4 separate regions of the Mus musculus genome follow, and regions 2, 3 and 4 are each linked to region 1. A link is a loop called in an ENCODE intact Hi-C map of the cell type or tissue named here. Cell type or tissue: heart. All regions are shown on one strand. Region 1 has its middle 16 kb from the start of AU015791. Region 2 overlaps Ak7 (adenylate kinase 7). Region 3 overlaps Atg2b (autophagy related 2B). Region 4 overlaps Bdkrb2 (bradykinin receptor, beta 2).

The links. Hi-C counts contacts between places; a loop is a spot of excess contacts. Peaks named below come from ENCODE experiments on the same cell type or tissue, not always from the same donor. Only the 100,000 strongest peaks of a DNase experiment are listed, where the experiment ranks them.
Region 2: it touches region 1 in a loop (7-fold over the local background); 21 of 42 quality-filtered maps call a loop at or near these places.
Region 3: it touches region 1 in a loop (6-fold over the local background); 20 of 42 quality-filtered maps call a loop at or near these places.
Region 4: it touches region 1 in a loop (11-fold over the local background); 28 of 42 quality-filtered maps call a loop at or near these places.

Annotation. Positions count from the first base shown.
Region 1 is chr12:105,493,469-105,501,468 of GRCm38, forward strand. No RefSeq gene overlaps it. Among named protein-coding and RNA genes, the nearest start is that of AU015791, 16 kb to the right of the region's middle. In heart, a CTCF peak has its summit at 4,606 (motif pointing right); DNase peaks (open chromatin) are centred at 1,483 and 4,613; H3K27ac peaks cover 845 bases; H3K27me3 peaks cover 2,763 bases.
Region 2 is chr12:105,718,861-105,726,860 of GRCm38, forward strand. Ak7 (adenylate kinase 7) reads left to right here. Exons shown (of 18, transcript NM_030187.1): 5 at 7,327-7,437. Among named protein-coding and RNA genes, the nearest start is that of Ak7, 17 kb to the left of the region's middle. In heart, a CTCF peak has its summit at 4,017 (motif pointing left); no DNase peak of the experiment used is centred here; H3K4me3 peaks cover 59 bases.
Region 3 is chr12:105,608,706-105,616,705 of GRCm38, forward strand. It overlaps Atg2b (autophagy related 2B), which reads right to left. Exons shown (of 42, transcript NM_029654.4): 42 at 4,834-8,000. Among named protein-coding and RNA genes, the nearest start is that of Bdkrb1, 8.6 kb to the left of the region's middle. In heart, a CTCF peak has its summit at 3,211 (motif pointing left); no DNase peak of the experiment used is centred here.
Region 4 is chr12:105,581,321-105,589,320 of GRCm38, forward strand. Bdkrb2 (bradykinin receptor, beta 2) reads left to right here. Exons shown (of 3, transcript NM_009747.2): 2 at 6,877-6,980. The coding sequence starts at 6,910. Among named protein-coding and RNA genes, the nearest start is that of Bdkrb1, 19 kb to the right of the region's middle. In heart, a CTCF peak has its summit at 3,750 (motif pointing left); a DNase peak (open chromatin) is centred at 3,741; H3K27ac peaks cover 1,082 bases; H3K27me3 peaks cover 2,617 bases.

The DNA of each region.
Region 1 (8,000 bases):
GCAGTAAGGAGTCTGAGGCAGGAGGATCACTCTAAATCTGAGGCCAAGCTGAACTACAGAGTGAGACTCTGTCTCAGAGAAAAGAGCAAAATAAGAAAAACATTTGTGTTGCACTTGGGTGTCAGGTAGTGTTCTGAGCTCTTAGCCTGCATGTCAGCGGTTAGGCTGTAGGTACCGCTGTCATCTCCACTGCACAAATGAGGAAACTGAGTCACAGTGAGGCTTCTTACCCGAGGCAGGTGAGCAGGGCTGGAAATCTTACTCTGGGATCATGTCTCAAAGAGGCTTATAGCAGCTTCTTAGGTTGACTACAAACATCAGAGTGTGGAACCCAAGAGATCACTGGCCACTACTGGTGTGTCCTCAAGAAGCCTGGTGCTCATTAGAAGCAGGTAGCCTCTGGAGGTGAGGTGACAGGTGTGTCAAGGCCACAAGGGAACCAAGAAGTGACTCCAGTTACATCTCCCAAGCCTGCTCCCAGTCCAGCTACCTTCCCTGTTCTATAAAAAGCATCGATCGTCATCCCCGGACCAAACTCACTCTGCCTCGGGTCTCCACTTATCTTGTTTCTGGCGAAGATGGCCACACCCTTCATGCTGCATTGAGGACTCTGTTCTCAGGACCCAGACACAGCATCTGACATGCATAGGAAAGGCCATTTATGAGATCTTTTCCTTCAAGATCCACAGCCCAGCACCGCTAACTATTGTAAGTAGCTACCACTGGTCCAGCCCAGGCCATTGTCCACCTGCATTGAACATTGTCCAATTCCCAGCCCCACCCACCTTGCCGGCCAGCATTCGCACTGCAACTGGAGATTTACAAACTTGACATGTAAACACAAGCATCCACAAGCTGTGTCCTGTCCCCTAGTCCTCTTGGATTGTGTGATACAAGACAGGTTTGTTGGGATAGGAGAGGTCTGCTGAGATATGAACAGACACAGCTGTCCCTGTCCAGGAACCTGCTATACTGTGGGTTGCTAGGCAGCTATCTTTCCTGGGGACAGGCCTGTCCTCTCTTTTGGGTGTGTTCCTGAGGGTAAATGCTCCCTCTTGCTCTCTCTTGGGCCCTCACAATGCCCAGTCCAAGAATGTCAAACTAGTAACATCTGCCTACATGGTGAATAGACAAGGTGCAGGAATCAGGTAAGGAACTCGTGAAAGGAATGCCGCCCCATCCTGGCACCTGCTGGATCAATGGCTTCCTTTATTAGCTTACCAAAGCTGGCTGTACCTCTGGGGTTGACGAGGGGTAGAGAGAATAGGGAAAGAACCCAGGACTCTGGTGGCTCCTCAGTGATTCCCAGGAGGTTGGTCTGTTAACTTAGCTGCCAGCTGTAGTCTCCCAACCCCACCTTCTCTGGAATTTTCCACTTGGCTTCTGATTGTTCTCTCCCGCAGCTCCACAGTTAACTTGTATACAAGTCAGGATGCTGGATCCATCTGTGCTGACGTAGCCAATAGCATTGTCCACCATGGCAATCAGCGCTTGCATGGATGCTGCCCAAGGGTTTGCAAGAACATTCCAGTCCAGCCCTCCAGCTTCCAGACCAGAGCTCCAAGCATTGGCACAGCAGCCTGGAAAGTTTTCCCTTCTGGGAGAAGACAGACGACCAGTGGAGAATCACGGAGTGAAGGGTGAACCATTGAGAAGCCAGGGGTTGGGTGATGGGGAGCCAGAAAAGGCTCTGTACCAGGCTGGCACCCCAGGCCAGACAATCAAGACCCTGGAGTTAAAGAAGAAATAAACAAGTCTGTTACCTGCTCGACCGCAGCCAGCGGTTTAAGCCAGGTTCTGCTCTAGGTAGTGAATAGAGCAAAGCCCTGACCCTCAGATGAGGAAAGGAGAGGAACAAATAAAGGAGATGGTTTGGGGACAGGAGAGCTGGGGGTGGGTGGCTCAGTTGGTAAAGTGCTTGCCTTGCAAGCACAAGGACCTGAGTTCAAGCCTCGGGACCCATATTTAAAAGAAGAGGGGAGGGGAGGGGAGGGGAAGGGAGGGGAAGGGAGGGGAAGGAAGAGGAGGGGAGGGGGGAGAGGGGAGGGGAGGGGAGGGGAAGAGAGGAGAGGAGAGGAGAGGAGAGGAGAGGAGAGGAGAGGAGAGGAGAGGAGAGGAGAGGAGAGGAAAGGAAAGGAAAGGAAAGGAAAGGAAAGGAAAGGAAGTGGGGAGGGGAGGGGAGGAGAGGAAAGGAAAAGAAGTGGGGAGGAGAGGGAAGGGGAGGGGAGGGAAGGAGAGGAGAGGAGAGGAGAGGAAAGGAAAGGAAAGGAAGTGGGGAGGGGAGGGGAGGAGAGGAAAGGAAAAGAAGTGGGGAGGAGAGGGGAGGAGAGGAGAGGAGAGGAGAGGAGAGGAGAGGAGAGGAGAGGAGAGGAGAGGAGAGGAGAGGAGACCAGTGGAGAATCATGGAGTGAAGGGTGAACCATTGAGAAGCCAGGGGTTGGGTGTCCAGTTAACATAAAACTATCTAGCACAATACTTTAGAAACAAAACCCAAAGTTATCATCCAAATTTCACATGCATGCACACATACGCACATGCACTTGCACACACATATGTACACAAAGAATGGAGCAGCACGTAGGAGCTGAGTTATGGGGAATTAAAGCAAGCACGGGGTTTGAGGGCAAGCACCCGTGGCTTTGAGGATCTCTGGTCAGGGTGTTTGTAGTCAGGGTCAAGGTGTAGCAGTAGCTTGGGCTAAAGGCAGTTTTAAAAGGGGACCTGAGGTGCTTCCATGTGCAGACATCCTGGTCTGAGTCTCCCAGTCTCCAGAGCTGCAAGAAATAAAATTTTGTTTATAAACCATCCATCGCCTAGGGCTGTTACAGGAGCTAGAATTAGCATTGCTAAAACACACAAACACATCGCGGTCTGCGCAGTGCTCTGGCCAAGACTAGGGAGGATAGACACACTGGTCAGGTCCCATTAGTTCCGTGAAATACCTGATGCAGTTAACTTATAAAGAAAATGCATAGGGTTGGGTTGGTGAGATGGTCAGAGGGTAAAGTCACTCAGTGCAAAACCTCGATGCTGAATTCAATCCCTCGCAAGCCACATGAGTGGAAGAAGAGAACCGGTTCCAAAGAGCTGTCCTCTGACCTCCCTATGTGTGCTTTGGCATGCACTCTTCACACGCATATATTATGCGTTTATGTAAAATAAACATAGAGGACAAGGTCGCCTCCTTATGGCTCTGGAGGTCCCCGGTCACTCTTGCTTTAGTTTTTGGGAGACGTGACACCTCAAGGCAGGAACACATGCTTAGAAGGCAGAGGCTTGAGCAGTCGACCCCCTTAGCTTGTGATCAGCCCCTGGGGGAGCAGTCTGTGGCTGGACTAACCAGCTTCTCTAACGGAGCAAACGGAACGGATTAGTAGATTGGCACACAGGCTGTGGTCCCTGTCATCCAACAGTGGCTGTGTCTCCTGTTAGAGAGACAAAGAAGCCAGTAGTTATCCAGTCTGTGAGGCTGGATGTCCCAGCTGGTCCCAACTGGTGCCAAAGGCACAGAGCAACAGTCTCAACTTGTAGGTCTCAATCCTCCAAAGGACACAAAATACAGAATACAGATACTTACATTGCAAATCATAGCAGCAGCAAAGTTACAGTTACGAAGTAGCAGCGGAAATCATTTTATGGTTGGGGGCCACCACAACACGAGGAACGGTATGAAAGGGACACAGTGTTAGGAAGGTTGAGAGACACTGATTTAGAGGACTCCTAGAGAGCTACTGGTCTTCAGTGTAAACTGGAATCCTGAAGAAGCTGGTTCTGATATGGGCAAAGGAATGCCCCAGCTGCAGAGTAGAGGAACATGCCAGGGAGAGTGGAAGCAAGTAGGCAAAATGCATCCGACAGCAGTCTCGGCCTGCTTCTCATCTGTTTCACCTGGATCTTGCTAATCCTGTTTCTTGCTTTGCAAACCAACTGTGTGGAGCTTGGAATGGAGGTGGCCCTCCCTATCCAGAAAAGCGGAAGAATCAGGCAATGCTAGCCCCAGGTGCTTGGGTTCTGGCACGGTAGGAACTGCTTCCAGCAAAACCGCTCTTTACAAAGCCCCTCAACAAGGTCCCCACACATCTGCTCCTCCCCACATCCCATGTGCTTAGAGTGAGCTACAGTTTGACAAGGCGGGTCAGCACATCAGCAGATGACCAGGACAATGTCAATACAATATGACTGATGACAGATCTGTCATGATCCATCCCACTGGTGGATATCAGGTGCTTCTGGGAGCCACGCTGGAGAAGGGAACTCGGAGGGGTTGCCTGGAGCCATGAAATCCTGTCCCCTACCACCTGTATCCATGCCCGGAGGACCCAAGTGTGCTGTGGAGGTGGGCAGCTGTCAGGGGCCATGTGTGATGCCTCCCCTTCCATCTCTTATTCCTGCCACTAGGAGGGAGTGTATGTGTTAAACTTATGTTCCTGATCTACCTTCCCCTCTTAGGGAGTCCTTTAGAGACCTTGGCAGGGCAGGAAAATCCAGAAAGCTAATTAATTCCCCCTGTGTGCCCCCCCCCCAACAAGGTTAAGGAGAACACCCCTTACTTCCGCAGTGAGAGAACGCGCTCTGTGGAAAGTCAGAGTGCAAGCCATCCCTGCAGGGGGCAGTGTGGTGCTAGAAACAGTGGAAAGAGCTGGAAACCTCACCCCACCGACACCACCACACCATGCGATCTCAGCACAGGGTCTTTGTGAGGCCAGGGCCCTCACCCAGCCTGTTTCAATGCAGACAGCAGAAGCCATGGGGTGACTTTTATACCTTACTGTGGTTCGCATGGCCTCACAAGGAGAAGTTGCTAAACTTTACAGTGGGTCCCCACAGAGCAATCGAATGGATGGCTCATGAGAAGACCATCCAGACAGAGCTGGAGTCCTAACTGCAGATCAGGGAGTGAACCCAGTCCCGAGGCACTTTCCCAATATGACCAGAGAAGAAGGCCCAAGTCCCTGTGCAGTTCAATGATTCCGTAAAGTTGTTACGGGACGAGAAGCCAAATTCTCTCAGGATACCCCAGAGCCCCTCAGCTTCCACTGTCTCGAAATCCATTCTGCCCAGCTGCTCACAAGGAGGGTGATGGGCAATTCTGGTTCTGTCTTGGCTTTGACTGAATGGAACAGTCTGCTCAGAGGCTGCTGACCACAGGGGTGGGAGGAAAGGAGTCTGTGTCAGACACAGCTGTTAGTCTGCTCTGAAGGGCACCCACACTCAGCAGATCACACCCGACCCCTGGCCCAGTCAAAGGGCTCTGCCAAGACCCCCTTCCCTGTCCTCTTGCCTACCTTGTGTGATTTTTTTTCCCCTATAAGGCAAGGGCCTCTCCGGGCCAAGACAATATGACCACCCTCCGTTTACGTTTAGGGTAGGGGCTAAACCTGGCTATGCCCATCTGCAACAGCCTCTTTCTCTCAGCTGCTGGAGCACAGAGCTCTCAGCCTTCTTTATGCTGCGTGTGACCCTTCAGTACAGTTCCTCGTGCTGTGGTGACCCCCAGCCACAAAATTACCCTCATTGCTATTTCACAACTGTAATTTTACCAGTGCTATGAATCATACTGTAAACATCTGATATGCAGGATATCTGATATGTGACAGCTGTGAAAGGATCCTTTGACGCCCCCCAGGGGTCGTGACCCACAGGCTAAGAACTGTTGCTGTAAAGGGACCAGCAAGTCCCTCCCAGAAGCCTGTCTATACACTGCAAACCCTGCTCCCAGGTGGTGGGATTAGACAGCAGGTGCCACAGTCCTCATTCCTCCAGGAAAGTCTATAGGTAGGCCCAGGCTACCAGGCACCAGAAGTCATTAGGCGGCTATAGCAACATATTGCCTACCTGTATAAAGGTATGCCTTAGCTAGGAGTGCTCTTCCTCCATGACACCTAGTCCACCCCCACCTCCACTCAATGCAGGATTGCCTCTCCTCCCCCTGATCCCTGGGAACCCAGAAAAGCATGTCTGCAGGCCTGCAAGGTGAGCTGTGTGTCAGTTACATGGTATGAAACCTCCCCTTTCCTCTGAAACCTGTGAGAAGGCAACTCCCTACACACTCTCCTATGTGGGTGTGAACCCTCCTCACATGGGTGTGAACCCTCCTCAAATGGATGTGAACACATATCATATGAGTGTGAACCCATCTCACATGGGTGTGAACTGTCCTCACATGGGTGTGAACCCTCCTCAAATGGATGTGAACACATCTCACATGAGTGTGAACCCATCTCACATGGGTGTGAACTGTCCTCACATGGGTGTGAACACATATCACATGAGTGTGAACCCATCTCACATGGGTGTGAACTGTCCTCACATGGGTGTGAACCCTCCTCACATGGATATAAACCCATCTCACATGGGTGTGAACCCTCCTCACAGTTCCTGCCATAACTGTTACCCCCACATTAATGAATCCCTTACCCAAGGATGATCTCAGGGTCTCCCTTCATCCCCAAACTCAAAATCTTTGCTTGCTCTACCATCACCTGTCTGGACCACCCTGTGGTATTTGGGACCCCAAACTTCTGTGAGTCCCCTCTGTGCATTTAATCAGGTGCTGCCACAAGGGTCTACACCCTTAGGCCTCAGAGCAGTACCAATGGACAGCTAACTGTCACAAGAAAAAGGAGATACTTGGTGAAGCTCAGAGGTACATTGTGAGTGGCTGTCCTGGGGGACTTAGGGGAAGGCATGAGGAGGTAGCTCCATTCATCTGCGCATTGTCCCACCCTTTCCTCCAAACATCCCACTGCCATCCTGAGATTGGAGGGGCCACAGATTATAAGAGGCCTCTGTGGCCACTTAGGTTATAGAGGATTCACTGTGTGGAGACACCCAGCCCACGGTCAGCCAGGGCTAACATCCAGCTGTGCCTGTTTCCAATCATATGCCTGCCATACCTACTCTGTGGGGAGGTAGGGGCATCTCCCTATTCTTGTTCTCCAGAGCCTTAGCTTTGTCCATCCTAGCCCTGACCTTGGGTAGCAGACCTATAACCTCCCAGCCTTGTTCTTTACCTACCATATGAAGACAGGAACGGCTTGGTGACAGAATGTGAAAAACCTGGCACTGCATCACCATCCATTCAAAGCGATGTATAGATTGATTCAGTTAAGGACCTAGGGATGGGAGGTGACCCTGGACTTTCCAGGTTAACAGTGACCTCATGAAGTCATATAAATGACAAGAGACATGCTCCAAAGCAGAGGCAGGAGGGGGGAGGCAGAGGAGGGAGGAGTTGCTAGGGGCTACAGAGTCTCCCCCAGTGATGAAAAAAAAAAAAAAAAAAAAACCCAGGCTGGCCTTGCCTTGAGCCTGGGACTTTCTTGGCTCCTGCTCCCAGAACTGCAAGATAATAGATGTTGATCTAAGATGCTCAGCCGGTGCTGACCGGTTACAGCATCAGTGTGGACCCACACTGGCTGTGAGGGGTCCCTGACTGCTAGTGCCAGGCAGAGTTCAGACACTTTCCACAAAGTCCCTAAAGAGGATTCCCCCACCTACAGCTCCTCCCTTCCTCTCCCTCTAGCCCCAGGGTGACTGCAGTACAGGAAGGCTGGGGGGAGAGTAAGGCTGACCTATGACTGTTCACAAGGGACAGAGGCCAGTAGAAGCCATGCGGTGGAGATCAGAGTAATTACATCCTGGCCCCTTTCCGGACTTGCCCCACCTTGGAGGAGCCAGCGAAGCGGTGAATGTATTAACTACAGTTCTGGATCCCAGCCCTCACTCCAGAGCAGGAGCTGGTGGAAGCACAAGTTAATCTCAGACAACCTGTCAGCAGCCCACAAACCAGGCTCAACCCTAGAGCATGGAGGCACACAGGGGCAGCCAGCCACCCTCCACACACTACCCTTGTTTGGCCCAGCCCCGGCTCCCCTGCCCCATTCTCTGAGACCCTCTGCAGCTCATTTTTCCTCTAGGAGCCTTGGCTTTGGGTCATTCCAACAGTCATTAGGAGTCCCTGTGTCTTTCTGAGCCTCCCTTCTCAGCTGTGGGATGGG
Region 2 (8,000 bases), 230 kb after region 1:
TTCTTCCAGCGAGGCTGGCTGGCTGCTTCTCGGTTATCACACTCTGCTGCTCCAGAGCCCTGTGGCTGTGTGACAGCTTCCCACTCAGTGGAGAATCACCCTAGCATTCTCTTCACGACTCATCAAATGGTAAGATCAATCTAAAGTGATGAGGACATTATACACACACACACATACACACCTGCCCCAGGGAAAAGACCACCAACTTAACCCGAATTATAATTAAATTTGTTAAGTGTATTGATACTGCTAGCGGGACAGGGATCTCTGAGCCAAATGGGAGACTGCCATGCGAAGTGGACTGAGGGAAGGACTTTTAAACGCAAAACTCACAAGAAGAACTTGAGTGTCGGCGGCACAAGCAAACCAGGAACCGCTGTGCACTGGCGAGATTAGGATGACAGGGTAACCTCAAAACAGTCCTTGAATGTCTGCCTAAGCAGGTCATGGAAGCAAGCAAAGCAGCAAGAAGCAGTCATACTGTAACAAAGCAGATGGCATGGCTGTATCTATGGGGGTGGGGGAGTGTCACACAGGTACTCAGGGTTGATGGGACATGCCTTCCAGGGACTTGAAGCCAAGACAAATGGTTCTTAGGGACCAAGACGGATGACTAGTATAAAATGGAGTTTCCTTAGCCATCAGGACAATGCAAATGGTGTGCTGGGTCTCTCACACGCCAGCATTGACAGTGCTTCTCAGCTCTCCAGAGTGGGAAGTTATTGATCATGAGATACATGTTCTTAGCCATTTCCAGCCATGCTGAATCCGGGACTCTGGTCCCTACGCAGCAGGCACCTGCACTGACTGAGCCATCTTGCTAGCCCCCGTTTGTTTTTAAAGTCTAGCTGTGTTCTGTGGGTGAACAAAGAACCCAGAGATGATGCTAACTCTCAGAACAAGGATGGCTGACAGGTCCTAGTTGTCACAAAAAATAACCAGCCAGCCAGGAGCCCACACAAGTTCCAGGCTGGTGGAACATAGTAAGTAGGCAGTCTGAAAGGTCACCTGCAGGCTTGGCTCAGTGGCCCACAGTGAAATTCCCAGCTACTCGGGAAGCTGAGGCAACCGGATCATCCCAGCACAGGAAGAGTTCAGCTCCTGCCTGGGCAGCATAGACCCTTGCAGAAAGAATACATCAATAAAACAATTAAAACAAAGGAAGAAGGTCCAGTTCACAGAGTCACCACATTTCATTTAAAAAGTAAATAAGCTGGGCAGTGGTGGCTCACGCCTTCGATCCCAGCACTCAGGGTGGGAAGCAGAGGCAGGCGGATTTCTGAGTTCCAGGACAGCCAGGACTACACAGAGAGAAACCCTGCCTCAAAACAAAACAAAACAAAGACAACAACAATTATCATAATAATAAATAGATAAACAAGAGTGAAGCTGACTGAGCACAGTAGTTGCCATATCTGTTCAGGAAAGGTCAGCATTTCCAGAAATGCCAAGGCCTTTTTATACATAACAAGGAAAGGTTACAAAGTAAAAGGAGAAGAGCTGCTCACTCAGCATCTATCAGAAAAGGAAATGATCACTTCGCTCAGCAGCAAGGAACTAGCCCACGCCCACCCCCTTCCCTCCTTCCCCCCACCCTGCCCATCCCCACCAGTGAAAAGTAGACTTAAAGCACTCTGGAGTCAGGAGGGAAAGGGTTATTTCAAGCCTAAGAATTCTGGGCTAGCCCACACAACACAAAGGCCTCACTCGGCTTTGTCCTGGCTTCCTGGGTTTTTTTTGTTTGTTTTTGTTTTGTTTTGTTTTGTTTTTTGTTTTGTTTTGTTTTTTTGTCATTTGTGTCAGTTTGTGTTTTTATGTAAAATACACCTCACTGTGCTGATGTGGTTGTAGTAGTAGTAATGAAATTTAAGGACTAAAGGAAAACAGCCCAAAAACCAGTACCAAAGGTTCACAGCACAGAGCCAGGTCCTAAAGGCAAGAACTGAATTGACGACCATGACCGGTTTCAGTCGCAGGCTTCCGTGCAGCTGGCTAGACTGAAACCCATCCCCTTTCTTTAGTGAAAACCTGCAGCTAGGGTATCTTGCAGTCCACCTTGTAAAAATGTGACTGTTTCTGCTGCAGACACAGGGGCTGACAATGGGGTAAGCCTAGAACAGTCATAGCGGGCAGACGTCATGGTAGCCAGGGCTGTCGAGCTCCAAGGCTCCATCCTTCCTGTACCCCTTAGATGGTCTCCACAGCAGGCAGCAGCCACCATAGTCCAGGAAACTTGAAGCGGAACCTTGAGCTAGAAAGATGGATGCTTCTAGATCATCCTCTTTCCAGACTCAGTGAGAGTTTGATTGCTAAGGTCAGCAAATAAAAGTGCATACAAGAGAAGTCAGCTCAGTTTAAACTTCCGGTAAGTAGTGACTAAGTTTTAGCACAAATATTATTTCAGGGCACACAATGTAAAAGTGTATTCATTTGTTTATCTTGTTGTCCCATTTATTTCTTCCAAATCTGGCAGCCCTATCTATGGGTTGGACACGTGGATGAAAAAGAACAGCCTATTGTGTGATATGTAATTTGTCCAGGATATGCCACTTCTGCAAAATGATGGAGTCGCTACAGTTATCTTCACAAACTAATTTTCTGTCTTTCTGCTAAGAGAATCCCCGGTACTGGGGTTGCCCCAGCCCCATTCCCATCCACTCATCCATCCATCCATCCATCCATCCATCCATCAACCAGCTTGTCAGCCAAAGCTCTCAATCCATCACTGAAAGTGTACCACCAGCCTATCTAGTAATAGTATCCATGGCAACGCTCTAGCCCCAGGCTCAGCTGTCAGCATCCCCAAGCATGAAAACCTCTGGATGACTGTTGCCGGCTGTGGATTCTATCTAGGGATGGTTTATCTTCTCTGCCAATCAAAGCATTAAAGGGGAAGAAAGAAGTATTGCTAGAAATCTCAGAGTCCGGCAGAGCCGTCATATGACCACTGGGAAATGGGACTCCCTGCTGGGGCTCATTCATAAAAGAATTTCTGAGTGGACACAAGCAGAGGCGTGAGGACAGTGTACCGGTTTAAAAGGAAAGCCCTAGGGTGGGCAAACGGTAAACCTCAGAGCTGCCAGGAAGGGAAGAAGGATACATAAAAGGAACAAAGCCAGGCAGCTGGAGCTGAGGCAGCACGGAGGTCAGCTGCCTGGAGGTGAGCGAGGAGGAGAGTCTTAGAAACTCAGTAACAGAATAGGCGATTGGGGAGCTTCGAAAGCACCCGTCGGTTCTGACCCATATCTGAAGGAAGAGAAGGAAAAGAAATAGCACTCAGATCCACGTGGTGGGGGCTCTGGGGACTGCACTAGAGGACCAGAACTTTGGAAAGGAAAAAACGCTTTATCTCAAGGTGAACCCACCTTCCTAGGTGTGTCCCTAGAGGTGACACCTAGGTCCTTGACCTGTCCCATTGGATTAACCCTTAAGGAGAGCCGGGAGTGGTGACATGCACCTTTAATCCCAGCACTTGGGAGGCAGAGGCAGGCAGATTTCTGGGTTCGAGGCCAGCCTGGTCTACAGAGTGAGTTCCAGGACAGCCAGGATTTTACAGAGAAACCCTGTCTCGAAAAAACAAAACAAAAACAAAAGCCAAACCCTTAAGGAGGTGTGCTAGCTAGTCCTGTGTCAACTGGATACACAAATTAATCTGAAAAGAGGGAGCCTCATGTGGGAAGAGACCACCATAAGATCCAGGTGTTGGGCATTTTCTTAATTAGTGATTGGTGGACACGGGCCTAATCCATCGTGGGTGTTCCAATGGTCCTGGGTTCTATAAGAAAACAGGCTGTGTACACCTGTTATGAGCAGCACCCCTCCAAGCCCTCTGCATCAGGGTTCTGCCCTGCTTGAGTTTCTGTCCTGACCTCCTTGATGATGAACAGCAGTATGGGAGAATAAGCCAAATAAACCTTTCTCCCCAACTTGGCTTTCTTTTTTTCATCACTGCCTTGTCTCAGCAATAGAAACCCTAGGACGGGGTGAGGAAGATTATCTATCGCCACCTAGTGGTAGATTCCGTTCTTTACCATTTTCCTTCCTTCCTATCTGTGGTCCATGACAACCTTGCTAAAATGTAATTCAGATTGTGCTGCAGGCCTGATTAAAAGGTGTCAGCCCTGGCTGGAGCACGGCTCAGAGGGGTTCCCCACTTTGAATCCCCTGAACCCCGTTAAAGTCAATCACATAGTATGAATGGCTGTCATCTCAGAGCTCCAACGTAGACAAGGACGTCCCTGGAGGCTTGAGGGCCAGCCACCTTGGATGCTTGCTAACCAAAAAACCAAAGAGACCCTTTCTCAAAGGAGGTGGACAGGGAGGACTGACACCCAGGGTTGTCTTTTAGCCCGCACACGCTGGCCACCTGCACCTGCGTGTCCACATTCACATGTGAATATTTATACACCATCCACCTGTCACGATCATCAACACGCACCAGCGTGGCCCACAGCCCTGAGCATCTGCCTGCTGCTGCCTTCTTCATTTTTCTTCCAGTTTCCACCACGGCTCCAGTCACTTGGAGCAGGACCTCAAGTAGCCCAAAGTGGCTCAAATGCACGCTGTAGCCCCGGATGGCTCTGAATCCCTGATCCTCCCCAGCCTACACCTCTCCAATGCTGAGATTTCCATGCCTGGCCCTTTTTTTTTCCATTTTATAACTCACTTCAATTCCAGGGCCAGCGGAGGAGCCTGGGACAGGATCTCATCTTCTTGACTACAGCCTGTACTTTCAAGTCAAGAGCATGCCTGTGAGAACTGCTCCTCTTTTATTTATTTATTTATTTATTTATTTATTTATTTATTTATTTTATGTATGAGTACACTGTTGCTGCCTTTAGACACACCAGAAGAGGGCATCAGATCCCATTACAGATGGTTGTGCGCCACGGTGTGGTTGCTGGGAATTGAACTCAGGACCTTTGGAAGAGCAGTCAGTGTCCTTAACCACTGAGCCATCTCGCCAGCCCAAGAATCTCTCTGCTTAACTGAGCAAATGTGCAGGTATGGTACTGGCATAAATACTGTCGTTTGTGGGCTAGGGAGATGACCCAGCTGTTAAAGTATTTAGACAGCAGAAAATACCCACCCGTACATGTGCACCTGCCAACCAACACACACACACACACACACACACACACACACACAAACACACAGAGGCATGCATAAAAAAGGGAAAATCCACTCTGGCATTCATGTTTACATGCCACACCCTTCTTGCATTGTTAATCTTTTGATTTACTTTTGATTTTTCCAGATATGGTTTCTTTGTGTGGTCCTGGCTGTCCTGGAACTTACCCTATAGACCAGGCTGGCCTTGAACTCAAAGATCCACTAACCTCTGCCTCCCAAGGGCTGGGATTGCTATCACCATGCCTGATAATTTTTTTTTAAGTTCCTGAATGCCTTTGACCATGGGTAAATTTCACCCTTTACTGATTATACTATAAATGTATTGGTTTTTTTTTTTTTCCCCATGGCTTGAGATCAGGTCTCACTTTATAGCCCTTACTAGCCTGGAACTCAAAAGACCTGCCTACCTCTGCCCCCTGAGTGCTGAGAGGAGAGCGTGGGCACCACTCCCTGCCCATGTCTCTGATAATAATCCACTTCTTGTCTTGAATTAATGCCTTTCTCAGTGTACAGTCACAGTGTTATATCCAAGACTCAGGGACCCCAAAGACCACCGAGGAGCCAGTGCCGATGCACACACACAAGGGTCTTTACTACAAGCTTGGGAGCAAGAACTCTCACCCATCACCATAGCAGGGGGTCAGTCGTGAGAGCCTTGAGTCTAGGGGTACAGGGTATTTATTGTGGTTACAGCAAGCTTGGGAAATTTCCATACAGGTCAGCAAGTTAATATTTTAACAACTGCATTTCTGGAGTAATCTGCAGGAACCAAACATGGGGGCAAAACCACCTGACAATCAGGATGGCTAGGCTATCTATTTGCTGCAGGATGTCTTAGGTTATCTACATGTATGTTGGCCCTGCTGTTGTAGCCTGTCTGGTTATTGCTATGAGGGGTTGTCATAGGATGCTTGCTCTTGGGGACTTTGTGCACTCTCAAAAACAAGGTTGTTGGGCTTTTCCCCAGCCCAGTTTAGAGGTTTCACACACTCTGGTTACTGCAGTCACAGAAGGAAGAGGTCTAGGGCTCCCAGGAGCCAGATCTATAAATATAAATTCAAAGCAGGTGGTTTTACATATGTTAGTATAAAATGGCCATGGTATCCCATGTCTGTAATCCCAGGACAGAGGAGGTGGAGGTGTTAAACCTGAAAATGGCAAGGAGAAAAACCAAATCCATGACTGTCCAATTAAAGCAAGCTTTATAAAATACTGGCCAGGCTCATACCTGGGACCCCACCCCCACCCACCCCCCTGAGAATGGTGCTGAATTATTTTAGTCAGGCATTCATAAAGGCTGAAGCCACAGGCTATAGTACTTCCTGCCACCATCCATCAGGGAAAAGCATGCATCCTGCCTATTATGAGATCAAGTAGGCTCAGCGGTTAAGAGCACTGTCTGATCTTCTGAAGGTCCTGAGTTCAAATCCCAGCAACCACATGGTTGGCTCACAACCATCTGTAATGAGATCTGACACCCTCTTCTGGTATGTCTGAAGACAGCTACAGTGTACTTACGTATAATAAATACATAAATCGGGGGCTGGAGAGATGGCTCAGTGGTTAAGAGCACCGACTGCTCTTCTGAAGGTCCTGAGTTCAAATCCCAGCAACCACATGGTGGCTCACAACCATCCGTAATGAGATCTGATGCTCTCTTCTGGTGCATCTGAAGACAGCTACAGTGTACTTAGATAAAATAATAAAAAAAATCTTTAAAAAAATACATAAATCTTTAGGTGGGGGTGGAGGGTGGGGTGTGGTTGAGATCGAGTGCATCCTGTGCAGCTGGGACAACCAACCTTGTTTGGCGGAGTGAAAACACCTGACTTGCTATTTTCCATGACCAGCAGCCCCCAGCATTCCAGGATGTTGCGGGTCCTTGGGCACGCGGGGCTTACAGGTTACTCACACTATGTGATTCAGTCAGGGTTGCACGTGTCCGTGGGGTACGTTTGGATGAGATATGCAGTGTCCTTGTTATGTCCATCACTGGGAATATCTGTCGCTTCCTTATGTGGGCACTGTTGGAGATTCTCTGAGCCAGCTCTCTGGAGATGCGGGCTTCATTCTTGGGAAGCAGAGAGCATTACACTTCCATTGAGCCAGAAGGAGCGCCTCCGTGAGCAGGGCGTCCTCCCCTGGCTCTGGGGCACTCGCCTTGCACCGCCTTGCACCTTGTGTCTCCCTTAGGACGACAACGAGGTTCCCTTCACAGAAGAGGATTATCGAAGAAGGAAACATCACCCCAACTTCCTGGACCATATCAACGCTGAAAAAATTGTTCTCAAATTTGGAAAAAATGTAAGTCTGGACGCAGAGATCGTTGTGGAGTGGGAAAGGTTCGTTGCGAGGTGGTGTACCTGGGCTATTCTCTCCTCTGCATACTCAGCCCTGATCCCTTTTCAGACTGTTTTTGCACGGCCAGGACACCTTACTACAACAGTGCAAACTCCGTGGGTTATTTCCTCCTGCATCCCCACGGGTGTGAGCTTTGGCTCAAGCCCTGTATCCTACCCTTAGGGAGTTCCTGGTCCAGATTATGATCCAGCCCTCTGACCTGAGAGCCCCCCAGCTAAACTCAGCCTCTCCTCCACCGAGGGGTCTGGGCCAATAACTAACTCAGTAGGGATGGGAAGGAAGGGCCCACACACTATCGTGGTTCCTAGAGTCTCTCACAGTACTTTTCTTCAGAAAGCTCTGAAACGTGCAACGTCCCTCATACCAAAAGACATGATGGCTGGGCATTTGCCTTTAATCCTGGCACTCAGAGGCAGGTGGATCTCTGTGAGTTCCAGGACAGCCTGATCTACATAATGAATTCCCTGACAGCCTGGGCTACATACAAAGACTTTGTTTTGAAAACA
Region 3 (8,000 bases), 120 kb after region 1:
CACTGACTGTTCTTCCTAGAGGTCCTGAGTTCAATTCCCAGCAACCACATGTTGACTCACAACCATGTGTAATGGGCATCTGATGCCCTCTTCTGGCATGTCTGAAGACAGTGACAGTGTACTCACATACATTAAACAAACAAACAAACAAATAAATAAGGACAATCACATATCTTTTGAGAAAGGGCCTCTTATTAACCTAGACCTCAACAATTAGGGTGGGCTGGTTGGCCCGGATGCCCAGGGACCCTCCTCTCTCTGCCTACCCAGTGCTCGCATCACAAGCTCAGGCCACCATGCCTGGAATTTTACATGGGGGCTGGACTTGAACTCAGGTCCTGGAGCTTGCCAGACAAGCACTTGTCTGAGCTAGTCCTCTGGTCCTGAACTCTTCCTTCCCAACCTGCATAGATGGAATGGATGGTTGACACAACACTTCCTGGAGTCCCATCTTTAAGAGGGAGCTGGCATGTGGACCTTGAAAACCCTGCCCACAGGTCTGCAGGTTTCAGAGACACAAGAAACTCTAAGGCAGACACCTGACTTATGGGGCGAGGCACACGAAAGGCCTGGAGTTCAGCTGGACAGCAGGATGGCAGCTGGCAGCGCCACACAGGAAGGCTGCTGTGTTCCTCTGTTCAGCTGCAGGGGAGAGTGTGGCCTTGGTTCAGAGCAAGTGCTAGAGAAGAAAGAAGTTATTTTTCAGTTCCCATAGGTCTGGTGACTGGCTCTGCTGGCACATTTCACTTAGGACTGAGCTCAGTCACACCTGGGGTGCCAACACTGGTGTGGACAGTGAATTAGCCAGAGGTCCCCCATATCTCCTAGGAACTCCTACTTTCTCTTTTAGAGGGGCTAAGTCCAGAGGTCCCCCAGGGTCCTGCCAGCTTCTGGACCTGTCTTACTTTTGGTGCTCTGAACAGATAAGGAGACAGGCTCTCATCAGGGCTAAGCCCCTCCAAATCCTAGCTTGGCCAAGACAGGTTCTTGTTCTCTGTAGATGAATTAATTATGTTTGGTGGGAAAGCACTCCGCAAGCCTCCCTCCACCCCACCCCCACTGCAGCTCTTGGAGGCCTAGGGACCAGACTAAGGCTATGTTGATGCTTTGGTTACAATTTAGCTGATCTCTGAGTACCTTAGGTTCTTCCTACCAATAGAGCTGCTGATTGCTTCATAGACTGGGTCTGGCCACCCTAACAAGAAAGGCATTTCACCTTCAATAAGCCACTTACAATAGATTAAGTAGAAACAGGAGATCATCCAGTACGGCCATAGTGAGGGGATGAGGAGGCCAGTGACTCTCCACAGGCCAGGGGTACGAGTATCTAAGTCGCTCTGGTTAGGGTGTGGTCCTTCCTATCACTGACCCATCACGGTCTCAGCTCCAGTCTCGATGGCAACCTGGTCCGACAAGCTGTCAGAGCTGCATGACATCTTTCTGGGAGATTCCTTCTCCTCTGACTAGCTCCAAGGGATAAAGCCACAGATCAGGAGTGTCCCAGTACATGAGCTCATGCAGGTGTCTCATATTCAGATCAGAGCACCAAAGTTTGGAGTGTTTTTCTGGCCAGTGATGGTAGGTGGTTGAGCCTTGCTTCTCAGCCAGCTGTGACTGCCATTCTTGCTGCTCATTCAATTCAGAGCAAGAGTGGGCTCATTCAGCTGGGCAGTGGTGGCACATGCCTTTAATCCCAGCACTCGGGAGGCAGAGGCAGGCGGATTTCTGAGTTCGAGGCCAGCCTGGTCTACAGAGTGAGTTCCAGGACAGCCAGGGCTACACAGAGAAACCCTGTTTCAAAAAACAAACAAACAAAAAACAAAACAAAAACAAAACACATACACACACAAAACCAAACAAACAAAAAAGAGTGGGCTCATTCGGCAGCAGGAAATGAGCCCCACACCATGGAAGGTTCAAGGTCACAGACCTCCATGTCCTTCTGTTACAGCCAACGTGGAAACCTTGTGTTAAAATGGTTCATAAAGATCTGGCCAGGCAATGGTGGTACATGCCTTTAATCCAAGTGGGAGTCAGGGGCAGACTGATCTCTATGAGTTAGAGGCATGCTCTTACCAGAGCCTAGCTCTTAGATATCCCAACCTCCAGGACTATACAAAATTAAGTGTCTTGGAGCAGTGAGGTTGCTCAGTGTTGATAAAGGCATTTGCCACAAAAACTGATGCCCTGAGTTTAATCCCAGAACCCCATATAGTGGAAGGAGAAAAATGACTCTTGCAAGTGGTCCTCACACCTGTGCACACAGGAGTGTACACACACACACATACGCACATCACACAAACTTTGAAAAAGAAATAAGTATATTTAAAATTTTATATACTTTTCTTTGTAAATGTCCATTTTGACTGCTTGGCTATAGCCACAGGAAATGGATATGTGAGCATTCTGTATTACAGGGAACTTAAATTCCAAACACTGGGTTGTCTTCTACTGTTTACATTTTGAGACACCCTAAGCTATTCAGATTGGCCTTGAACTTGGGACTCAGTTCCTGTGTCCTGAGCAGGTGGGGCTGAAGTCTCAGTGAGTTCCGGTTGAGAGTTACACAGCACTCTTAACTCAGGGTGTTATAAAGTCAAACTGCACAGCACCACCAGGAATAGCCTACCCTACAGAATTCAACACAAATGTCTCTGATCTGACGAGTATTTCATAGGTGTATACTCTTCTCTCCAACCCAGGTAATGTAGTGCAGTTCCCCAAGAGCAGCCTCCAGGGCAGTGTGGTTAGCCTTAGAGGTGAGACCAGATCTGAGCACTGAATGGAAGTGCAAATCCAATGACTGCAGCAGGGGAGGCTGGGTCAGTTGTGACAGGATGAGGAGTGATCAGCCAGCTATGTCCTTCTCTCAGACCTGTCTCCTGCCAGGGAGTGCAGCCCCACCTATCACTGACCAGCTTTTCTCCTTCCTCATCTACTGCCCATCTGAAGATGGGAGTAGGTATGCCTGAATTTGGGCTGTCAGGCTTTGGCAGCAAGTGCCTTTACCCACGGAGCCAGTCCGTTTGCTGGAGCAACATGTTTAAAATTCTGAATTGAAACAAACCTCAACTTAGACACAAGCATGATTCTGAACAGGATTTTTTCTGAAGCCTTCTCTAGGTGCAAAGGGTCCTATCTTACCCGGTCGAAGGGGCCACACTAAAGGAATCAATTCCCAGTTGAGAGCATGGGCGCCCTCTGCTGGCAAGGAAGGCAGCTTGCTCTGCACACTTTTTCAAGGGGAGCCTTCTAAGGACCACAAGGGATCGTTTCCCAGGCAAGTCTGCGCATGCTCTCGCTGCCGCTTGGTACTGAGAGAAGGAGGAAGGAGAACCAAGGGCAACATGAAAGGCTTCATCTCAAAACACAAACCCACAGGGCTGGAGGGATGGCTCAGAGATTAATAACACTTACCACTCTTCCAGAGGACCTGGTTTGGTTCCCACCATTCACAGGTGGCTCACTACCATCTGTAACCCTGGCTCCATGGGGTTTGTCTCCTTCTTCTGACCTCTGCAGGCAGCAGGCACCCACGTGGGATACAAACAAACATGTATGCAAGTACCATCATGCACATAAAAAGTGAAATCTCAACAACCCCCCCCCAAAAAAAAACCCTACAAACAGCTCCAAAGTCAAACAAGGCGACTGTCCCCCTTGAATTATTTTTTCCGATCTCTTTAAAATGCTTTAAAAGGGCTAGCGAAATGGCTCATTGAGTGGAAAAATGCCTGGGCACAGGACAGTCACCTGTTACTGAACCTAATCAGCAAGCTCCAGGGTCAGTGAGAGACTGCATCTCACAGTGAGAGACACCCTCGAAGTGGGGGGCATGAGGGGGGGAGGACAGCATTCCATGGGACAGAAAAGGCACCAGAGGGAGAAAGCCAACCTCAGATAACTGCTGCCAGCTTGCTTAGAGCACTTCTTTTGGCATGTACTCATGATAAATAACTGTTGCATGTCCAGCCATAAAATGGGACATCTATGTTACCCCCTCCAATGCTCGGGGACCATCACCAGGAAGGCGGAAAGAGCCTAAGAATGGGAGGGAGCGGGGAGAGCATGTGCAAAGCTGATTTCTGGGCAGGACCTAGCCTTTGCACTCCTAAACTCCCAGCGGCCATGACTAACTGCACTAGATCTGCCCAAGACTGGCCCATCAACACCTCGTCATGGCAGAGGGGAGGGGACCCTGAGGCCCCATTCTTCTCTGAGGAGCTATTGACAGTTAATGGTTGCTGGGGTAAAGGGAGAGACAAACCCTTGCCCATGCTCCATTGCGCACGCACGCACACACGTACACACGGTGATTGCAGAAAGCAAGAGGTGTGGGGATCCCACGAGGCAATGTCTCTGGGCCTGTCTCTCCGCTGGCAAACAGGCTCCTATGCAGAGAGCACTCTGGAAAGCCTGGCTGACGTGTGCATCTCACACAGGCCCTCTTTCTTCTGAGAGCCCAGAGAGACGCCTGACTTGTCCCTTGCACCTGACTGCCAATGTGACGGTTAGAGAGTTTTAAGTGTCTTTTCAAATGTCTCGCATGCTTCTCCACACAGATTTACCAAGCACTTATCTATATTCCTCAGCCCAACACTATAAAATGTGTCTGCCCGAAGTCCACATTGAAAGGATAATGAATAATATCATCAGGAATGCCACCAAGGCAGGAGTGACACTTTGACATAATAGTCGGAGACAGCTCAGAAACCGGTGGCATAAACATTATACTGGAGGTGCCAGGATGAAATATCCTTGTGAAGTCTCCCCACCCAAAAAAGTGGCTCAGGCAGGCTCAGGAAATGGCTCTAGCAACAGACAATACTTAAGTTTAAAGCAAAAACGGAGAGGTAATATTTTAATTTTTTCACAAGTATTCTTAACGTCATCATATTTTAAATAGTTACACTAACAAGTTACATTTTTCACAAAAATACTTGTACAGAGGAGTATTCTTATTTACATCCAGAGTGGCCATACTTAGGAAAGCCGGGACACTTAGCAGAGAGACTAGGATGACTCACAGAAAAACTTACGTGGGAACCCAAAAACTCCACGAACAAGTGAGCAGCCCAGTGCGCCCAGCAGCTACACAAACACAGCTAGACAATTCCAACCAGAGTGCAGTGAGACAGGAGTAAGATGTGTGAAGGGCGGGGAGCCCCGAGAGGGGGCAGCCGACAAGATGCTCACCCCGGAACTGGAGCACAGGCAGTTTTTCTCTGATGCGGACTTAAGTGAATGGCTGCCCAACCCCAGTGTTGGCCAGAGAAGGCTGACACGGGCCTCTGAGCCCTACATCTACAGGAACTAGTGAGATTCAAAATGTGAAATGCTAAGTAAGACTCAACGATTTCCCCCACAAAGAAGCCTATCGTGGCAGCTCATGAGGATGCCTTTTCTGTCTCAAATGGAGACCAGTTCCGAGCCATGCAGGCTGACTTGCAACTGTGCCCATGGAATCTCTCAAAGGTTAAGTGTGCCCAGCACAACCCTGAAAATGTCCACACCAAGACTGGCAAGTGACATACTAGTGTTCTTACAAGAATAGTGACTGGTCCTTCCTGTACACTAAAATAAAATTTCCCGATTTAAAAAAAAAAAAAAAAAGCTTCATTTCGACACACTATGCTATACAAATCACCTCTCTTTTCAGCCTTTTCAGTACAAACGTGCATTTGGTTACTTTGATACAAGTGGCCCGTCCTGCTGCAGAAAGGAGCATCCTGCTGTCTTTACTCAGTCCTTCCAAAGGACTTTAACCTCTACATTCCCAATGGCGTTTGAAGGGAGGCAGGGAAGGAACACTTCCCACTGTCCCCAGAAGCCTGGGATCTGAGGGACCGTATTCAATACAGGCAGAGGTGAGGCAGACTGGTACAGAGAAACAGTCCATTAAAATGAAAGCCTACTGCTATGATGTCTATCTATGCCTGCTCAGACTAAACAAGAAGAAAAAAAAAAAAAAAAAAACAGAGGTTCCAAGTCAGTCCCATCGCTGTGGTCTCTGTTGCCATTGGTGATGGAGTCAGGGTGGGAACATCGCAGTGATCATAAATAAGCCAACTCCCTTGACTTCTGTGGGGAGTGCTCTGTATGTACAGCCTGCTCCAGTCAGAACTATCAACCCGATTCAACCATGCAGCATGGTGCCAGACCCTGAAGGTGTCACTCTGAGAGCAGAGACCTGGAGTATCCCACAGCTGCCATGGTATGGCATAGCCAGTGTCCATGTGATGGTGCCCACCAGCCTGGTATGGAGGATCTGGGCACTTTTTGTGTACATGTCACTGTGACCTAATTGCTCAGAAATTCTCACAAGCCTTGTCCCAAGAAACCTCTTCACTTACAGAGGGGACCCTGGGGCTGAGTGAGACAAGGTGTCTTGGCCAAGTGAAGTCATTTGCTTGGTGACTGCAGACAAGGCAACCCAAGGACACTCACTGCCAACACACTGTATGACATCACGAGACCAAAGTCTGAGCAGACACCTTTTAAAAGAAACCACAGCAGATATGTAACTTAGAAGCATTCAAATACAGACAGGGCCTCAACAGTGCACAAAGACCTGGGGGCCAAATCAGCAGCTCTGGCAAGAGTGAAGCAGGAGAGGTCACCTTTTTATAATGGCTTCATCAATTTAACTAGCTGGAAGAATTGTGTGCTGCTCCAGGCAAAGGGGTCACTAATCCCTACTCCCGTGCACACTGACCTTAAATGGAACCAAGGAGGAGAGAGGGGCAGGGTAAAGCCTGGCCAAATTCAACAGCTGTCACACATTGCCTGCTCCATTAGAGGGGCAGAAACAGGCCAGCCAGCCATGGCAACAAATGCTACTACTAACTGCAGTGTCTCCTCAGAGCCATAACAGACATGGGCTCCACCTAACAAGGACGAAGGGCCAGCAGTTCCATGAGGTCCACCAGTGGCCACTCCAAGGTAGCTTTTGACGTTTCCTGGCAACAAAAGGAAATCGAGCGAATGCAAATGTCTACAAGACTGGGTTTTGTTTTGTTTTTTTTTTTTTTAATTTTGTTTTGTTTTTGTTTTTTGAACCAGCTCTAGAGGTTGGGGCTGGGGCTGTGGCTGTGGCTGTGAGTCAAGGTTGACCTGGTTCCTTGTTCAGAGTTCTTAGAGGGTGAAACTGACTTCCTTTCTCACGCACAAACCAAATGCTGCTGCGGTGTCCAGCATCCCCAAGAGCCACCAACGTCTACAAACCAAGAGTAAGAACATGCAGCGCTGCAAAGCCCCAGGTCCATTCTGCTGGGCTACTCTCTAGGCACAAATCACACACTCCTCCTCCTAATGAGTGACAGTGACAATCAGCTCCGAGGTATCTCCACATGTCCTTTGGTCAATCAGAGCACTGCATCAACAAATATGCTTTTCAGAGAAACAAATGTTCATGGACGTATACAACAATCTTACCTTTAAATAAAAATACTTTATTCATTCCCAACAAGTTATCAAAATGTACATTATTAACCAAGTAAAAATGGTACTTTGAATTAGTTGTCTAGAACATACTTGGGAGTATTTTTATGTATCTTTCTAAGAATAAAGCCCACTTCCAATGCCCTTGACACTAACGGGCTGCACTAAGTCCTTAACAGTGGCCACATAAGCAATGCGCGGGCCCCAGCCCACCACAGAGCTCACATTCTCACTTGCATTTAGGATACAGAAACTTACACTAGGTTACCTTCCTTTACCAAAAACTCTGAGACATCTTCACTTCACATCGTATTTATATAACCTTGTAAATAACACAGAGAACACAGCATACCTTGCATCATATTACAGATGCACACACACACACACAGACACAGACACACAGACACAAACGCACGCTCACAGAAGATAAAGTGCAGAACAGCACATGTTGCCTGAGGGAGGCGAGGCCTTCGCTACCTGACAGACACTGGAGCCCCAGCTGCTTCACTTTCCCTGTGGCTTCTGTCACTGTGAGCTGAAAAATCAACTCCTCAGAACTA
Region 4 (8,000 bases), 88 kb after region 1:
TGCGTGTCTTGCAATTGTTAGCATCCCTGAAACCTCCCCAAGGGAGTATCTAACCTAGCAGCTAGAGAAACTCAGGTTGCATTATCTACAGCTAATGGGCTTTGGAGCTGGCCTTTGGATTGGCTGTGGGTCTCAGAGATGATATCCTGGCACAGGTCCAGTACCTGTCCCTGTTTTGTCATATTCCTGAGCACACGTAATAGTAACTAAGAGGCTCACAGTACACTGGACATTCTCCCAGAACACATCTACTCAGTGGAACATGGGCACACATAAGCACGCATACATACACACACACACTTGTATATGTGCACACACATACTATATGCACTATTCCTGTGTACACTGTGCACATGTATAATGCACAGGCACACAAATAGCAGCCACTCTTCTTAGCTTCCTTGCTGTCTTAGTTAGGGTTTTACTGCTGTGAGCAGACACTATGACCAATGCAAGTCTTATAAAGGACAACATTACATTGGGGCTAGCTTACAGGTTCAGAGGTTCAGTCCTGTATCATCAAGATGGGAACATGGCAGAGTCCAGGCAAGCATGGTGCAGGCAGAGCTGAGAGTTCTACATCTTCATCTGAAGGCTGCTAGTGGAAGACTGACTTCGGGCAGCTAGGATGAGGGTCTTGAAGCCCATACCCACAGTGGCACACTTCCTCCAACAAGGCCACACCTACTAAAAGTGTCACTCCTTGTGCTGAGCTTATATACACCATCACACTTGTCAAACTCTGTTCAAGCCTCATTTTAAAAGTAGCCAATTGAGGCCGGGCGTGGTGGTGCACTCCTTTAATCCCAGCACTTGGGAGGCAGAGGCAAGCGGATTTCTGAGTTCGAGGCCAGCCTGGTCTACAAAGTGAGTTCCAGGACAGCCAGGGCTATACAGAGAAACCCTGTCTCGAAAAACCAAAAAAAAAAAAAAAAAAAAAAAGTAGCCAATGAAACAGAGGCAAGGGTCTTTCTGTGGTGTGAACCCCATAATATCCAGTCATCACAGTGGTCAGATATCACCAGGGCCAGGCTAGAGCTTTCTGTTCTTCTTTCCTGCAGTGACGATTCTCCCCCTCAGTGCCTGAGTCTGAGCAGAGGGTCAGAGAGACTCTGAGCAGTCACATGGACAGCGTATCTTCCCCTTGGAGAAGCAAGGTACAGCTTCTCCCATAAGCAGTTAGGCTGTGAGCTCACCTACCTCAGATCTTCCTTGGGATGCATCCTGCACTAGGAGATGGATAGGAGCCGCTCCAGGGCCAGAGAAAGATTTAGCATTCAGCCTTGTGCAGCCCTGGGTTTGAGGCCCGCCTCTGATTGGTTGTGGGCTTGAACCACGTGGAGCGGCTTCAGCGCCTCTGCATTTCTGTCTAGGGCGTCTCAGCCTCCAAGGGTGTGAGAACGTATAGAGGCACACTATTGTTCCCTTTTGCCTCTATTCTGCAAAGATATCTGCTTTGGACAAAGGAGGAGTACACATCACCTGCCCATTGTCTGTCAGCTAACCCTCAAAGACAGAGCACCTACGGTAGGTCAGGCGCCTGGTGGAGGGAGGCAGCAAAAGGGACCATGTGGCAATTACAATAATGTCTGGGGGCAGGAGGGAGAGGTCGCACTACCCGAGCAGCAGGAAATCATAACACTCTCAGGGCGGAGTTTGGCTTGAGAAATGGAATGGCTGGAGATCCAGATCATAGGATTTATTTCGAGGAATTGGCTGATGGGCCTGCGGAGAGTGTCTGGGCTCCCTGAAACCCGGGGAAACTCTTTAGGGAAGAGTCAACCCTGGGTTGGACTTGGACTGAAGCTGCCAGCCCAAAGGAGTGTTTCTTCGTCTTCTGTGAAACTGGGGTCTGCTTTAAATGTCCTCCTTCTGATGAGATCAAGTCCAGTCAGCGGCCGAAGGCACAGGCTTATCCTTTAACACTGTGTGTGACACATCGCTGTCATCTACAAATGTATTGGGTCACATCCATAGGTATCCTGAGATACCCGGGGCACAAAAGCCATACATTGGACATCCTAATGGATGTCTTCCTTGTAGAAAGTCAGAGGCTATAGATTTTACATGAAGCCACCGATGTAATACATAGGCCATCATTAGGGGACAGGGGAAAATAACAAGGAACAGTGGCTTAGTCAGGCTGTCACACAGGGATGACCATAGCAAAGTTCTTGAAGAAGATCCATGGGAGGTTAGGGGCAGCAACTGGGCAGGGGTGTGGCTGGGGGGGGGGGCAGCAGGCAGAGGGGTGTGGCCAGGAGGAGACAGGCAGAGGGGTGTGGCTAGGGGGGGGCAGCAGGCAGAGGGGTGTGGCCAGGAGGAGGCAGGCAGAGGGGTGTGGCTAGGGGGCAGCAGGCAGAGGGATGTGGCCAGGAGGCAGAAGGGTGTGGTCAGGAGGCAGCTGGCAGAGGGGTGTGGCTTCAGGCAGAGCTAGGAGTATAGAAAATGTCTGGCGAAACCAGGACTGAATTAAGAGTCTCAAGCACTACAGAACACATTAAACAAAAGGGGACTGAAACAAAGGAATGGCTTTAAAAGCACTGCGCTTGTTTTAAGGTCATTATGGTGCCTATGAGCAGCTCAGGGGCAGTCCCTGAGAGGGCTAATGCTGTAGTCAGGATTTTTACTTCAAGGGACATGAGATTACACTGCCAGTCTCTCAAAATTGTAAAGTTCAGTGTGGGAAGGGAAAGTAATGTTCTAATGTTCTAAACAGGATCACGGTGAACAAAACAAACAAACAAAAGACAAAGAAGTAAGTCAGCTTCCCTCCCAGGGTCTGAGGCAAGCAGTCAGGCAAGCTCACCTTGCCTCCTGCCTCCCCTGCAGAAAGCAAGATGGAAGAGGGGCTCCGCCTCTCAAGGCTCCGTCTTTCCTTTAGTTATTACTAAATGTTCCAGAACATTCCAAAACCAGAAAGCGTTCAGATGCTGGGAGGGCCCACATGCACGTGTCGTGTATTGGATCTGGCTTCTGGTTTGACTGAGTTCTGAGAATGGAGAATCTGCCGTCCACCTCAACCGCCAGCCCTGCCCCTGCAGGTGCCTCTGACCTTCTTCCTTTAAGGGCAACGGTTGCCTGGAAACCTATGCTCGGGGCTACACGTTGCTGCAGGGGCTGCGGCAGGTTGTGAGGTCCCCTCGATCTCCTCCAGACCCATCTGTGCCTTGGCCGGAGGTTTATGTAGTGATGGTCTATCAACGCCATCCTGATGCAATAGCCATGAAAGGCTGGCTTTAGGGGAAATTTATATCCTGTGAGGAGTCAGGGAAGGGATTCAGGAGACCTGGTCCTTTCTGGCTCTGGCCTGGTGGCGGAAAGAGCTTTGATTACTGATTTGATGTTGTTATTCAAGGGGCTGAGACATGATGGGCAGAGACTGGGAGACCAAGGAGACAGGGGCCTCCCATGAGAATAGTGTGTGGCATAGGGTGGGCACCCAGGTACACTTTGCTTACACGGAGAGACGCACACAGGTACACATACAGGTACACATACACACATGATCTTTGCTGAGATGCTGAAGTATAGGAGAGCTGCCCCTCGGAACACAGACAGAACATAGCCTCAGTGGTTCCCCAGGATCGTCAGGCTGCCCGTCTCCTTCAGCGCTGTGAAATCAGTGTCCACCCAGATAGGAAATCAAGGCCAAACATGAGCTGTGGACGGGAGAACAGGCTGAGAGGAAGGGCCTTTCCCTCAATCCTGCCCCATCCTGTTCCTGTGGCTGAAGCAGGGCGCCCCCTGGTGGTGCAGAGGAAGCAGATTACTGACCAAGAGCTAGCGCTTGACTGACAGTGACTTCTCCCCTCCTCGCAGTGCGCTGGAGGGAAAGGCTGCCTGCTGACTTTCATGATAACAGCCCCGTGGAGGAGGATTTTACGTCTGCGTTGGTCAGGAGTCACCAGAGGAACAGAACAGACAGAATGATGGCTATTAAAAGGAGGTTTCTCAGAGCGCTTATGTGACATACATGATCCCGGTAGTCCAACGATGCCTGTTTCTCTATTCTGAAGAGGCCGAGAACCTCAAGGTCCATTCTCCAGCAGATCCAATCTGGTGCTAGAGGCCTGGAGAATTCCCAGAGAGCCTCTGACTCTTAGTCCACGTTGGACACCCCAAAAAAGCTGGGTAGTGCCATCAGTGACAGCCTGCAGCAGCGACAGAGTAGAAGAACTTGGCAACAAGGATGAATGAAGTGAGCAGGCAAAAAACAAAGCTTTCTTCTCCCAACCCCACTCCCTGCCTTAGCTGGGCTGCATGCCTAGATGCTGCCTGTCTTAGTCAGGGTTTCTATTCCTGCACAAACATCATGACCAAGAAGAAAGTTGGGGAGGAAAGGGTTTATTCGGCTTACACTTCCCACACTGCTGTTCATCACCAAAGGAAGTCAGGACTGGAACTCAAGCAGGTCAGGAAGCAGGAGCTGTTGCAGAGGCCATGGAGGGATGTTCTTTATTGGCTTGCTTCCCCTGGCTTGCTCAGCCTGCTCTCTTATAGAACCAAGATTACCAGCCCAGAGATGGCACCACCCACAAGGGGCCTTTCCCCCTTGATCACTAATTGAGAAAATGCCTTACAGCTGGATCTCACGGAGGCATTTCCTCAACTGAAGCTCCTTTCTCTGTGATAACTCCAGCTGTATCAAGTTGACACAAAACCAGCCAGTACACCGCCCACCGTGAGCATGCAAGACAATTGGAATGTTAGATGCTCCAGCTCCCAGTGTCTGCAGGAGTCGACTCAGGCTCATCCCATCCCTGAGAATCGCGGCATCTGTGGAGCCCACCCACCTCCTGCTCCCCCCCCCCCCACACACACACATGCAGCACAACACGACACTGTCATGAGCACCAAGTTTTCCTCCTTGTCCTTTTTAAACATTCTTCTTGTATCTGAACTTGCTCTCCCAAACTGTATTTGTCAGGACCCTGGTGGGAGCCAGAAGGTACATTCAGGCTGGTGGCATTAGAGAGGTTGACAAGCCGGTTCACATCAGAGTACAGCGAGCATGTGAAGTCCTGAGATGGCATGGCCTGCACTCCCTGCCCTTCCCCTTTAGACAGTGGGCTCTTGGTGAAGGCCAGAAACTCTGGACCCTACGGGTCCCCAAGACAGGGAGCTGGGTTGCCAGCATCTCCGACTGTACTCCTGGCCAGACCCACTGGGAGGCCAGATGGCAGGATCCCAGGAGTGGTCCTAAGAGGCCTGACAAGCCCAAGGCAGTGGAGAACAGGGGATGCTCTGGAGCAGGGCCCAGGAGAACCCACACCAGAGTCCCAGTCAGGCAGCTTCCAGATATACAGAAGCAGGGGAGTAGCCTGTAGTTGCCAAGTCCCCTGGGCAGTAAAGCGCCTGCTGCCTGCGAGTTGGGCAAGAGAGAACACACATTTTGCTTTTATCTTGAAAGCAGGGCCTAACTGGGCCATACTGGTCACTGGGGGCTTTGGACACCTTCCCAGAGCCACCAAGACCAAGGACCCAAGGTCTCCAGGAGCTGTCACTGTCCAGATGAACAGCACCCAGCCACAGACTAGCCAGTCCCAGGGCAGAAGGGGCATCTCTGCCCTTCTCCTGGATAACAGAACGTCACCCCAGCCCCGGTCATTCTTAACGTATGCTAAACCTAGAGCCACAAATTCATCGTCTCAGACGCCCAGTTGGATTTCCCCCTAAAGAGTCGGGAAGGGTCTCTGAAAGGCTGACTGTGGGGGATTCTCTTTCCCAACCTCCCTTTTTTGGAGAAGCAGAAAGACTTAGTTCTGAGTTTCTAGTCCTGGCCCTGGTTTTGGGAGGTTCCAGTAAATCTCTTCCAGTGTCACCTGAGTGCCTTCCGATACATTTTCTTCCCCTGCTACTGTCTGCACTGGTGTGTACACACACACACACACTGGTGAATTGGGAGAACCTGGGTGCTTTTGCGATGTCCAGAATCTTCTAGCTTAGGAGTGACTGGCTGCTGAGTGCGAGACCTATAGTACACCCACCTACGTACCCCAGTTTTCTACATACTTCCAGGCAGGGTTGTCATGTCACACGGAGTCCTGGACAGTGTGGAGGTCAGATACGCTAAAACACCTGACAGAAACACCTGAGCAGAGGCGAGTTTAGACAGATTCACAGTTTCAGCCAGTTCGGTCTGTCTAGGCAGAGGTCACGCAGTAAGAGCGTGTGACAAGGAGCAGAAAGTCACTCAGAACCAGGGCTGCATATGACCTACAAGAGGCCTGTCCCAAGTGACCCGCCTCTGCGAGACCATCCCCACCCCCTAAAGGTTCATGGCATGCCAAAATAGCTCCACCCCTTGGGACCACACATTCAGAATATGAGCCTGTGGAGGACAGCTCAGAGTGAACGTGTGATGTCACCTTTTGTAAGAACCAGGCTTTCACACGAGCCTCCTGGGGACACAGCCAAGCCATTGGCCTTGTAGTTGACATTGGTTGGGCAAACCTTGGTGACTATTTGAGTGGCATCCCCCTCTTCTCTGCAGCCTGCAAGCTTTCCTGGACATAGAGCGTGCACCTGCATCCACCATGTGTGCCCACACGCCGCACGGGGCCAGAGAAGGTCCCAAGACCCCATCTTTCACCCTCATGGAGAATGGGTTTTTTTTTCAACTAATTACTTTTTAATGTGTGTATCTATATATGATGTGTGTGTCAGGTGTCTTGGAGGCAAGAAGGGGATGTCGGATCCCCTGGAACTGGAGTTATAGACAGTTGTAGGCTCCCATGTGGGGGCTGGGATTTGAACCTAGGTCTTCTGTAAGAGCATCCAGTGCTCTTAACCACTCAGGCCATCTCTCCAGCCCAGATCGGTGTGTTTTGACCTTCGTCCCAGCTAATGACATTCTCTTCTCTGCCTCCCCAGGAGGATCCTCACTCCTCTTTGTCCGGCGTCCAAATGCCCTGCTCCTGGAAGCTACTCGGGTTTCTGTCGGTGCATGAGCCCATGCCCACCGCGGCCTCCTTTGGGTAAGTCAGGGGATCTCCAGCTCACCATCGGTGACTCCAGGGCAGGCAGTGTCCTGTTGTGGGTCATGGTTGAAGGGGTGTTTCAAGTTAGGCTCAAAGACCAAATCTTTAACAGTCCCCACAGCCCCGTCAGGAGCAACAGGAGTGGCTTTTGTGGGACTGGGGGAAGGCACAGGGACACTTCATCACATGTGGGATGTCCCAGTCATTGTGAAGACAGGGTCGCCATGGAATTGACATCTGCTGGAAGACTGAAGACGAAGGGAAGCCTTGGGGAAACTGAGTCAGAGTAGAGCCAGGAGACAGGGCCTCCATCCTGAGGGACCAGTGCTGGCAGCAGAGAAAAGGGTCCTAACTGATCCTCAACATCCTGCGGCAGGTGCCACTGGGAACTGTCCCCACAGCTCTCAGCGCTCACTGGCCAGGCAGCCTCCTGGCACCGCTGGGTTTTCTCAGAGTGCTGGCCCTCAGAACAAATAGCAAGTGGCCCCGGTGGTACACCTGAGTCTCCAGTGAGCAAATACCTCCCCCAAACTGCTGTTAAGAATATGGGCTCTCCCATTTCTAGGAAGGGGCAAAGTGTCCACACTTTGGTCTTCGTTCTTCTTGATTTTTTTCTTTAAGATTTATTTATTTATTATATGTAAGTATACTGTAGCTGTCTTCAGACACTCCAGAAGAGGGCGTCAGATCTTGTTACAGATGGTTGTGAGCCACCATGTGGTTGCTGGGATTTGAACTCCGGACCTTTGGAAGAGCAGTCGGGTGCTCTTACCCACTGAGCCATCTCACTTTGCCCCTTCCTAGAAATGGGAACAAAACACCCATGGAAGGAGTTACAGAGACAAAATTTAGAGCTGTGACGAAAGGATGGACCATCTAGTGATTGCCATATCCAGGGATCCATCCCATAATCAGCTTCCAAACGCTGACACCATTGCATACACTAGCAAGATTTTCCTGAAAGGACCCAGATATAGCTGTCTCTTGTGAGACTATGCTGGGGCCTAGCAAACACAG